Linked DNA regions of Homo sapiens: region 2 is linked to region 1. The links are chromatin loops, found by intact Hi-C in ENCODE. Cell type or tissue: lower leg skin. All regions are shown on one strand. Links, peaks and the distances in the headings refer to the core of each region. The heading gives the core; the rest is flanking DNA.

Region 1 (4,389 bases), core at 220-4,219:
AAATGAGGAGGGAAAGAACTGCATAATGGGACTGGAGATCGGCGAGGCTTCTCTGAATGAACCTTGTTTTACAGTTTTGACTTTAGAACCAAAAAAAAGGTTTTAAAAACAATAAAAAGAAAAGGCAACACCTAAAAATTGAAAACATACTGAAATAAGTAAACCTAGTTATCATGTGGATGGCATAACCACACAGGAAAAAAATATCATTGCAAGCGATTTTAATAAGAGTAGTCTGTTCACCCCTAATGGAATATGGTCTAAGGATAAAAAGCATCGCCAAGGAATGTTAGGCTATACTCAGTGATCTTAATGTTAGTAGTAATACCTGAATTGTTATTTTGAAATGATTGCATGTATATGGTAGGATAAAGAAAATAATTGTTAACGCCACCAAGATTTTCAGTGTAAAGAATTAAAAATATAAAATGAAAGAAGTTAAAAATCTTGTTTGTTTTGGCTGGGCGCAGTGGCTCACACCTGTAATCCCAGCACTTTGGGAGGCTGAAACGGGCAGTTGACTTGAGGTCAGGAGTTTGAATCCAGCCTGGACAACATGGTGAAACCCCGTCTCTACTAAAATACAAAAATTAGCCAGGCATGGTGGTGCGCGCCTGTAGTACCAGCTACTCGGGAGGCTGAGGTGGGAGAATCACTTGAACCCAGGAGGCAGAGGTTACAGTGAGCTGAGATCGCGACACTGCACTCCAGCCTGGGCAACAGAGCAAGACTCCATCTCAAAATAAATAAATAAAATCTTGTTTGTCTTTTGATTCTGTTAATTTGAAATGGAAATATTAGTATGAACTCATAATGTGTTTATTTTTTAAAGAAGCCTAATTTTCTAGTTCTGTTCATTGAAAGGCCTGAAGCTGTGACATCCCATAATAGGGAGCGGTGTGAGTGCCAGGCTGTGGGCTCTAGATCTCGTTCTCACCAAGAAGCCAGTGATCTTTGGAGAAATGGGTGATTCCAAGACTGAAGCAGGATGTGGACAAAATAAGCCCAGGACATGTTGTGTAAAAAGCAAGCAAGCTTTCAAAACAGCAGACCATGTCCTGAGGGCGGGGAGCCAACCTGAAGGGCTCCCGCTGTCCAAAGACAGAATAAATTGAGCATCAGGAAAACAACTGACAGCAATGGACGGAAGCCCATGAAATATACCAATATCTCTGTGTTCATCGTGATGCTCAGAAAGAAGAAGCAACCTAGTGGGCAACTTTGGAGCTTGCTGAGGACCAACTCGGTCTGCAGGCACACAAGCAAAGGAGCAGGGTGGAGCCTTCACGCTGCCGTGCCTGTGTGGACCAGTCCAGGGTGACCACGGGGTAGGTGAGGGAAAGCCTGTCTTCACAGACCACTCTCCAGCTGGTGAGGGCAGGAGCGACAGGGACAGACACAGGTCTGTGAGAGGACAGCCCTTGGATCAGGGATCTCGATGTCTTGCTCGAGCCATCAGGTGCAAGGCCCGTGGGGACTTTTTTCTGGGTTGGTCAGGCTGCCAGCACTGGACCAGTGACCAGTCCTCGTGTCACTCGAGTGGGACTTGGACACATCACAGGCCGCCTGGGCTGGCTGGGGGTGCACACGCATCCCTGGGCAGCAGCCCTGCAAAGACCATCTGAACCTAAATCCTATCAAGCACCTCTCTCTAGTGAGAGTTCACAGGAAACACAGGGGTGGGATCAAGTGAGCAGTAAGTCACATCCATTAGAGCACCAGGAGGGACCTCAGGATCCAAGCAGCAGAAACCGTGTTCAGGGGCAAAGCCAGCAAGGGTCGGGGTGGGGAGGGGCCACAGGCCAGTGGGGGCTCAGCACTGAAGGCCCCGCTCCTCCCTCCCTCTCCCTCCTCCTTCTCCTCCTCCTTGTTTTTGTTTGTCTTCCTTCCTTCCAGTAATGAGGTCAGGGCCGAGCACACTGCGGCCTGTCTCCTCACCTCTGCTCTCTCTCAACACCTGAACTGGGACCACGCTCTAGGGCCCAGAGGCGTTTGGGAGGCCACCGCAGCACACCACAGAGGAGTGCACGGCCACCCTGCATCAGGTCATCAAGGAAGGGACAGCAACATGTCCATGAGGCAGGCCTGTCCTGGGGTTCCAGTGACTAACCTCTCGTGACCTCTGTTTCCAGACGTCCCTGGCAACTGTTCAGAAAACCCCTGTCAGAACGGAGGCACTTGTGTGCCGGGCGCAGACGCCCACAGCTGTGACTGCGGGCCAGGGTTCAAAGGCAGACGCTGCGAGCTCGGTAAGTCGGGGCTTGGCCTCAGGGCGCCCCTTCCAACACAGCCTGTGCCTCAGCCTAGGACTGCTGGGCCACAGCTGGGTTTGCCACGGGAGCCTCCAAACGATGAGGTGCCAGACAGGGAGTCTGGTGCACGGGGCTGACCCCTGAGCCCCCAGGGGCTGCGCTGCTGCCCCAAGCACCAGGATGAGAGGTGCTGCCCATCACGGGGGTCAGAACAGCCACAGCATGCGAGGCACAGCTTCGGAGGGCTCCCTGACCCAGCCAGAGCGGTGTCAGGAGAAGGGACTCTCCACCCCCACAATACCAACCCACCCCGGCCTTAGAGGAAGCCAGCTGCAGACCCCCGGGCCCTCTCCCACCATCCCGCCTTGGAGGAAGCCAGCCTAAGGACCCCCGGGCCCTCTCCCTTGGGCAAGGCCTCTCAAGAGGGGCAGGAGGAGCCGTCAGGAGCACCTGGTGAGCCACTGCCCTTCTTTGTCGCAGCCTGTATAAAGGTGTCCCGCCCCTGCACAAGGCTGTTCTCCGAGACAAAGGCCTTTCCAGTCTGGGAGGGAGGCGTCTGTCACCACGTGTAAGTTGGTTTCTGTCCTCCGCCTTACCGCATTTGTCGTGTGTTCTTGACTCCTCAAAGTGCTGTCTCAAAGCTACCCAGCTAACCCTGAGGAGGGACGATGGCTGCAGTCACAGAAGGGACTTGCTTTGACCATCGATTCCCTCCATGTCACAAATTAGGCAGCTGAGGCAGAAAAACCGAATAACTGCCCCAAGTCCATGCAGCTCAGGAGCAGGGGCTGAGAAGAACGCAGGCTCCTGGTCCCCAGGCCCCCAGGCCTTCCTTCCCACACATCAGCCCAGTCCCCACTGGATGGCAGAGCCAACTGATGTGACCTTCCTCTCTTCTCTTCCTCAGAGCCCCCTGGAAAAACAAACAGCTCATGAGAATGCCGGCCCCAGTTCTGCCATTAACTCATGATGTGGCCTTAGGCCCCCCATCTCCAAAATGGGCTGTGGAGGGAGAGATGCCCAGCCCATCTCTTAGGTCCTTTCTTGCTAACACTCTATGACTCTGTCGGTCACACAGTCCATTTAGTCAACAGATGACTTACTGAGCACCTGCTGTGTGCCGGGCACTGTCCATTTAGTCAACAGATGACTTACTGAGTACCTGCTGTGTGCCGGGCACTGTTCTAGATACTCAGCACACATCAGAACAGAGCAGACCAAAGCCCTGCCTTCAGGACCCGTTCATTGCAGATGAGGGGACAGACAACAGACAGCAGTGAGAGTGTGGTGTGTGGTGTGGCAGGTGGTGAGTGCAAAGGGAAAAAGGACGAGATGACAGGACGAGACCAGGAGAGCCTGCTGGGGATGGGCAGGGCTGGTGCAGCAAGAGGGCAGCCTCCTGGGGAGGGCGATGCTGAACAGACATGGAGGAGGGATGGACATTCCAGAGCCAGAGGACAGTTACCAGGGCCCCAAGTCAGGAGTGTCCCTGGCATGTTGGGGGAGAAGTGGAGAGTGGTGAGAGGTGAGGGACAGGGAACCCTCGGGGCCATGGAGACCCACAGAAGGACTCTGGTGTTTGTCCGGCATGAAATGGGGAGGAGCTACTGAAGGGTTCTGAGCAGAAGAGTGACATGTTCGATTACACTACTTTGGATGCTCTGTGGAGAATGGGATGTAGACGGGCAAGGGTAGAAGCTTCATTAGAGCTTGGACATGAAGCCAGGTGTAATATGTAGCAGGAACACATATGAGATACTAATCTGTGTTGGGATTTGGGAAGCCGTGTTGACAGCCCACTGAATTCGGATTCTATGCAGTGAGAGTCCGAATCCACAGTATCTGCCATCTTCCCGCTGTGCTTAGTTACACCAGTGCCTGCTGGTGACCACCAAGTATCCAACAAGAAGACCCTTCACTTCCTGAAAGCATTCTATCCTTTCACTTTTAACCTATCTGCATATTTCAAGTGACTTTCTAGTATTTAACATAGAGGTGGGTCTTGCTGGATATCTAGTCTGACAGTCTGGTTTTTATTGGAGTATTTAGACCATTTACTACCTTCCACATAATGGCTGATGTGGTTGGATTTAAACTGCCATATTACTATTTGTTTTCTATTTTTCCCACCTGCTTT
Region 2 (4,389 bases), core at 234-4,233, 310 kb after region 1:
GCAAGGGACTGAAGTTTTGCACCTCACTGTGCCCTTCACCTTTGATAAGTGTTCTTAGGGCTTCTGCTGAAGTTGGCCCCGTGGCATAGTGCTTGTGCCCCCACTACAGATGCCCAACCCCTTGCTCTGTCCCTATTGCTAGTGGTGCTTCTCCCCACAGTTTTGTGATGCAGGATTTGAGAGTTCCTACTTTTGCTGAAAATAGAGTTTCTTATTTACCTTTTTGATTTTGAACGAGTCCAGCAAATGACTAAGGAGATGACAGCTGGCACTGCCGTCTTCAGGACAGGAGTCACGAGGCATCTTCTGGATTATCATACCCCAGTGTCTGCTACAGCCCCTCTCCTAGGTTCCTCGTAGACACATTTGTGATTCCTAAATTTGGATTTTCTTTCATCATTTTTATCTCTAGAAGAATGCATCTGTTTATTTTTCCACACCACTGATTCCAATTCAAGTCTTGTCCATCTGTTGTTTGGGCCTCCTGTTGAGGTTCGGTTTCTGGAGTCATCTTTGTAATATCCCCTTTTCATTATTTAGTTGGATTCTTTTTCCAGTCTCCTCTCATTTTATGAATACCTTTACCTCTAACACTGACCTTTTTGGGGATCTTATTTTTTTCTTTAATTTTAATTTTTTCCCATTTTTATTAATTTTTATACAAAGGCAATAGTTGTACATAGGATCTTATTTTTTTAGATTATGTTTTCTTTGGTATACCAGGTTTACTCATTCTTCGGTGACTAATTTCTCTGCTTTTCAGGTAGGTCTCTGTAGTTCAAGAGTTTGGTTTAAATGTCTAACCATTCTTAGTGTCTGTGTATTTTTGCAAATGAGGTTCAGGTTGATCAATAATGGTCTTATTGGCCTTTTTTAAAGGCTGCTATTTGATTTCCCAGGCAGGCTTCCCTTCTGAAAATGACAGCCACCTGGCCACAGGGCTGTGGGAGTGAGCTGCGTCCTGACCATAGTGAGTGGGTGGGGACGCTGACAGACACGTTTCCTTTTTGTGAGTTTTCACAAGTACGCACAAGTAAGGACAGGCAAGCTGCTGGAACTCTTTTGGTTGATGAAGAAGAAAGAAAGGAATTGCTTAAGAGCTTGCTTTGAGAGATCTTACTGCTGAACTAAGCTACTCTTCTGTTTTGCTTTTTCTCAGATGCTAAGTAAAAGACAGTAAAGAAGAAAATAATTATATGTTTTGTGCCCAACTCCTAAAACAAGCCAGTTAGTAGCAGGTTGCTTCTTTGGCTTCTGGTGTTTGGCATACACTGTCTGCAAATGTGCTGGGAAGATGGGGTTGTAGTGAAGCGGGGCCTCCTTCACCTTGGGGTGTGTCCTTCTTGATGTGCCCTTGCCCAGGTGGAAGACTTTAATAGACATAAAGCAGTAATGGGCGAGTGTTCTACATCACCTGCTTTTGTGCTCAGATGGCAATCCCCTCCACATTTCCACTGGTGTCTCTGTGAGGAAGCTCATCGCAGGTTTTGTATTCTCGGGCCCACCTTCCCCCACTTCTGAGAGCACTAGAAGGCACAATTTTCTCTCCTGATGAATTTGGGAATTCAAGTAGGCAGCTAGCAGAATAGACGCCAAGTGAACCTCCATTTAATGACTCTTCTTCCAGTTTTCAACCTCATCTGGTCGTGCAGAGCTTCTGCTACCACTACATTGCAGTAGTTAGGAGGACCACTGTGGATTTGGCTTTTTTTCTCCCCACTCTTGGGGAAGAACCCTTTTTCCCAAGCTCAAGATGTTAAAGCTGTACAGTCGTTTTCCAGAGAATACCATTGAATCGTTCAAGGGCCAGTCAGGAGACAGAAACTGTACCAGTAATTTGAACAGGGAAATTTAATAGAAATAATGATTAACCAGCAACAGAGGATTAACTACTAAGACGGGAGGGAGATGCTAAAGAATATAGGACCAGGAGATATGGTGAGCAGCTGCCACACCAGGGCTGAGGGAAGGAATATCCAAAGAAGCAGCAAAGTTGAAAGAGGCCTTCTCTCGCAAGGCTGAGGTGCAGACCCATTGGCATTGGATGGTGAAGTTCACTAAGGTGCCATAGGAACCGGCTGGCAGGGAGGAAACTGCCCACCAGTGGGACCGGAATGCCAGTGAAACTCATAGGATGGTGTGAGCCGCTGGCTCTCCTGCACACAGCTAGCAAGAAAGCCAAAAGCCCAGAAATGGGGAGAGAAGGCCCTTCTTGTTGTATCTCCCCAGAGCCCTCTACTGGCAAAGCCAGCTTGTGTAAAAGGAATGTCTACAGGGTGCTACTCCAGTGTCACAAAGCAGGGTAAAGAAGGGTGGGTTTGGAATGGAAAGGCAATAAATAAGTAATTGAGTCACCAGTATTAACAGGTTCAAATTGGGGGATTTCATGTTGTACTGTTTCCTTGAGTAGTTTAAGAGAAACGATTGTAGAAGAGCTAGGGTATGAATGAATCCATTGATACATAAGCTCAGTTTTTGCCCACATCTCATGGTAGAGATGATTTATCTGCCAGTTGGTCTCTTCAGTCTAGAAAGATGAAGTGCCTGGGGATTCATTTGTCCCTCTATGATACAGAACCCTTCCCTTAGAAGCAGAAGTAGCAGTCTGGATGTGTTGGCTCATACTTCTAATTGCAGCACTTTGGGAGGCTGAGGCGGATGGATTACCTGAGGTTAGGAGTTTGAGGCCAGCCCAGCCAACATAGTGAAGCCCTATCTCTGCTAAAAATCCAAAACCTATTATCTGGGTGTGGTGATGTATGCCTGTAATCCCAACTACTTAGGAGGCTGAGGCAGGAGAATCACTTGAACCCGGGAGGCAGAAGTTGCAGTGAGCCGAGATGGCACCACTACACTCCAGCCTGGGCAATAGAGCGAGACTCCATCTCAAAAAAGAAAAAAAAAAAGCAGAAGTAGCAGTTAACATCTTTTTGCTGAGATTTAACGCTACTCCTGATGGTTCTTTTTTTTCTCTCTCTTTTTTGAGATGGAATCTCACTCCATTGCCCAGGCTGGAGTGCAGTGGTGGCATCTCAGCTCATTGCAACCTCTGCCTCCTGGGTTCAAGCAATTCTCCTGTCTCAGCCTTCTGAGTAGCTGGGACTACAGGCACCTGCCACCACACCCGGCTAATTTTTGTATTTTTAGTAGAGACAGGGTTTCACCTTGTTGGTAAGGCTGGTCTCAAACTCCTGAGCTCAGGTGATCCACCCGCCTCGGTCTCCCAAAGTGCTGGGATGAAAGACGTGAGCCACTGCACCCGGCCTCCTTATGGTTCTTAGTGCAATTTGGAGTAGAAGTTTGGTGTACAGTATTTTAGGAATATGTGAGAACCCAAGATTTGAAAATGTGCCAAAATGAGAGTGAAATGCCTATCAAAAATGTTGGTGACCTTTCAAAGAATGTAGCTACAGTTTCCTTTTGAGCGCTCAAGATTATTTTCATTGTACAGTATAATATTATAAAAGGAAATTTGGGATTGATCTAATTAGGCAATAAAAATCTTAAGTAATGAAACTTACAGTACAGATATGAATTATATAATAGGAGGGGCCATCTAGATAGATAGAGGAGTTATAATTTGGCAAATGAACTGTAAATGAGCACATGAAACAAGTTAAAGGACAAAAGCTGTTTCAAGAAGAATTTTCCCACAGAGCTTAAGACAAAGAATAAAGAAGTACTTTGTTAGCCAGGCCTTTGTCGCCCATTTTCATCTAGACACAACCTTTAATAGTTTTGTAAATGTAAGTTTTTAACAATATTGTTTATACCTAAGCCTGGAAAAGGACCTTAACACCATGACCAACTAGAAAACTGGAAACACTGAACAAAAAGTTTTGCTTTTTAACTTGTATTTTTTATACTATGTTCTTAATACTGTTTCTCCTCCAGCCTAGTATTGAAACAGTTCTGATTTGAGTCAATGTTGAGTTCAGCAGGAAGCACAGTGTGATGGCGGGGTTTTCTTCCATTCTGAGCATCTGGATGATGCCAGTGCTCTAACTGGCTGTGAGGCCCTTCCGACCTAGTGCAGGGAGAATCTTGTTTCATCTGATCATTTGGTACTTTGGGAACATGCAGTGATTATTGTAGTCCACCTGATAGTGAATTTCTGTATTTTTAGGACCAGAAGGTATGTTTTAAGTCGAGAAGATTTGAAAGGATAAAAGTGGACATGTGGGCCAGGTGCTTTGGCTCACGCCTGTAATCCCAGCACTTTGGGAGGCCGAGGCAGGCTGATCACGAGGTCAGGAGATTGAGACCATCCTGGCTAACACGGTGAAACCCCATCTCTACTAAAAATACAAAAAAATAGCTGGGCGTGATGGCGGGCACCTGTAGTCCCAGCTACTCAGGAGGCTGAGGCAGGAGAATGGCATGAATCCA

What was found. Peaks named below come from ENCODE experiments on the same cell type or tissue, not always from the same donor. Only the 100,000 strongest peaks of a DNase experiment are listed, where the experiment ranks them.
Region 2: a loop joins it to region 1, with 6 times the contacts of the local background. A loop is called at or near these places in 1 of 110 quality-filtered maps.

Annotation. Positions count from the first base shown.
Region 1 is chr2:241,079,545-241,083,933 of GRCh38, forward strand. It overlaps SNED1 (sushi, nidogen and EGF like domains 1), which reads left to right. Exons shown (of 32, transcript NM_001080437.3): 28 at 2,133-2,249; 29 at 2,733-2,820. It also overlaps a transcript of MTERF4 not described here. Among named protein-coding and RNA genes, the nearest start is that of SNED1-AS1, 18 kb to the left of the region's middle. In lower leg skin, for the core only: no CTCF peak of the experiment used is centred there; DNase peaks (open chromatin) are centred at 2,127, 2,627 and 3,277.
Region 2 is chr2:241,390,055-241,394,443 of GRCh38, forward strand. All of the region lies in intron 2 of FARP2 (FERM, ARH/RhoGEF and pleckstrin domain protein 2), which reads left to right. Among named protein-coding and RNA genes, the nearest start is that of FARP2, 36 kb to the left of the region's middle. RefSeq lists a silencer at 3,098-3,157. In lower leg skin, for the core only: no CTCF peak of the experiment used is centred there; a DNase peak (open chromatin) is centred at 2,070.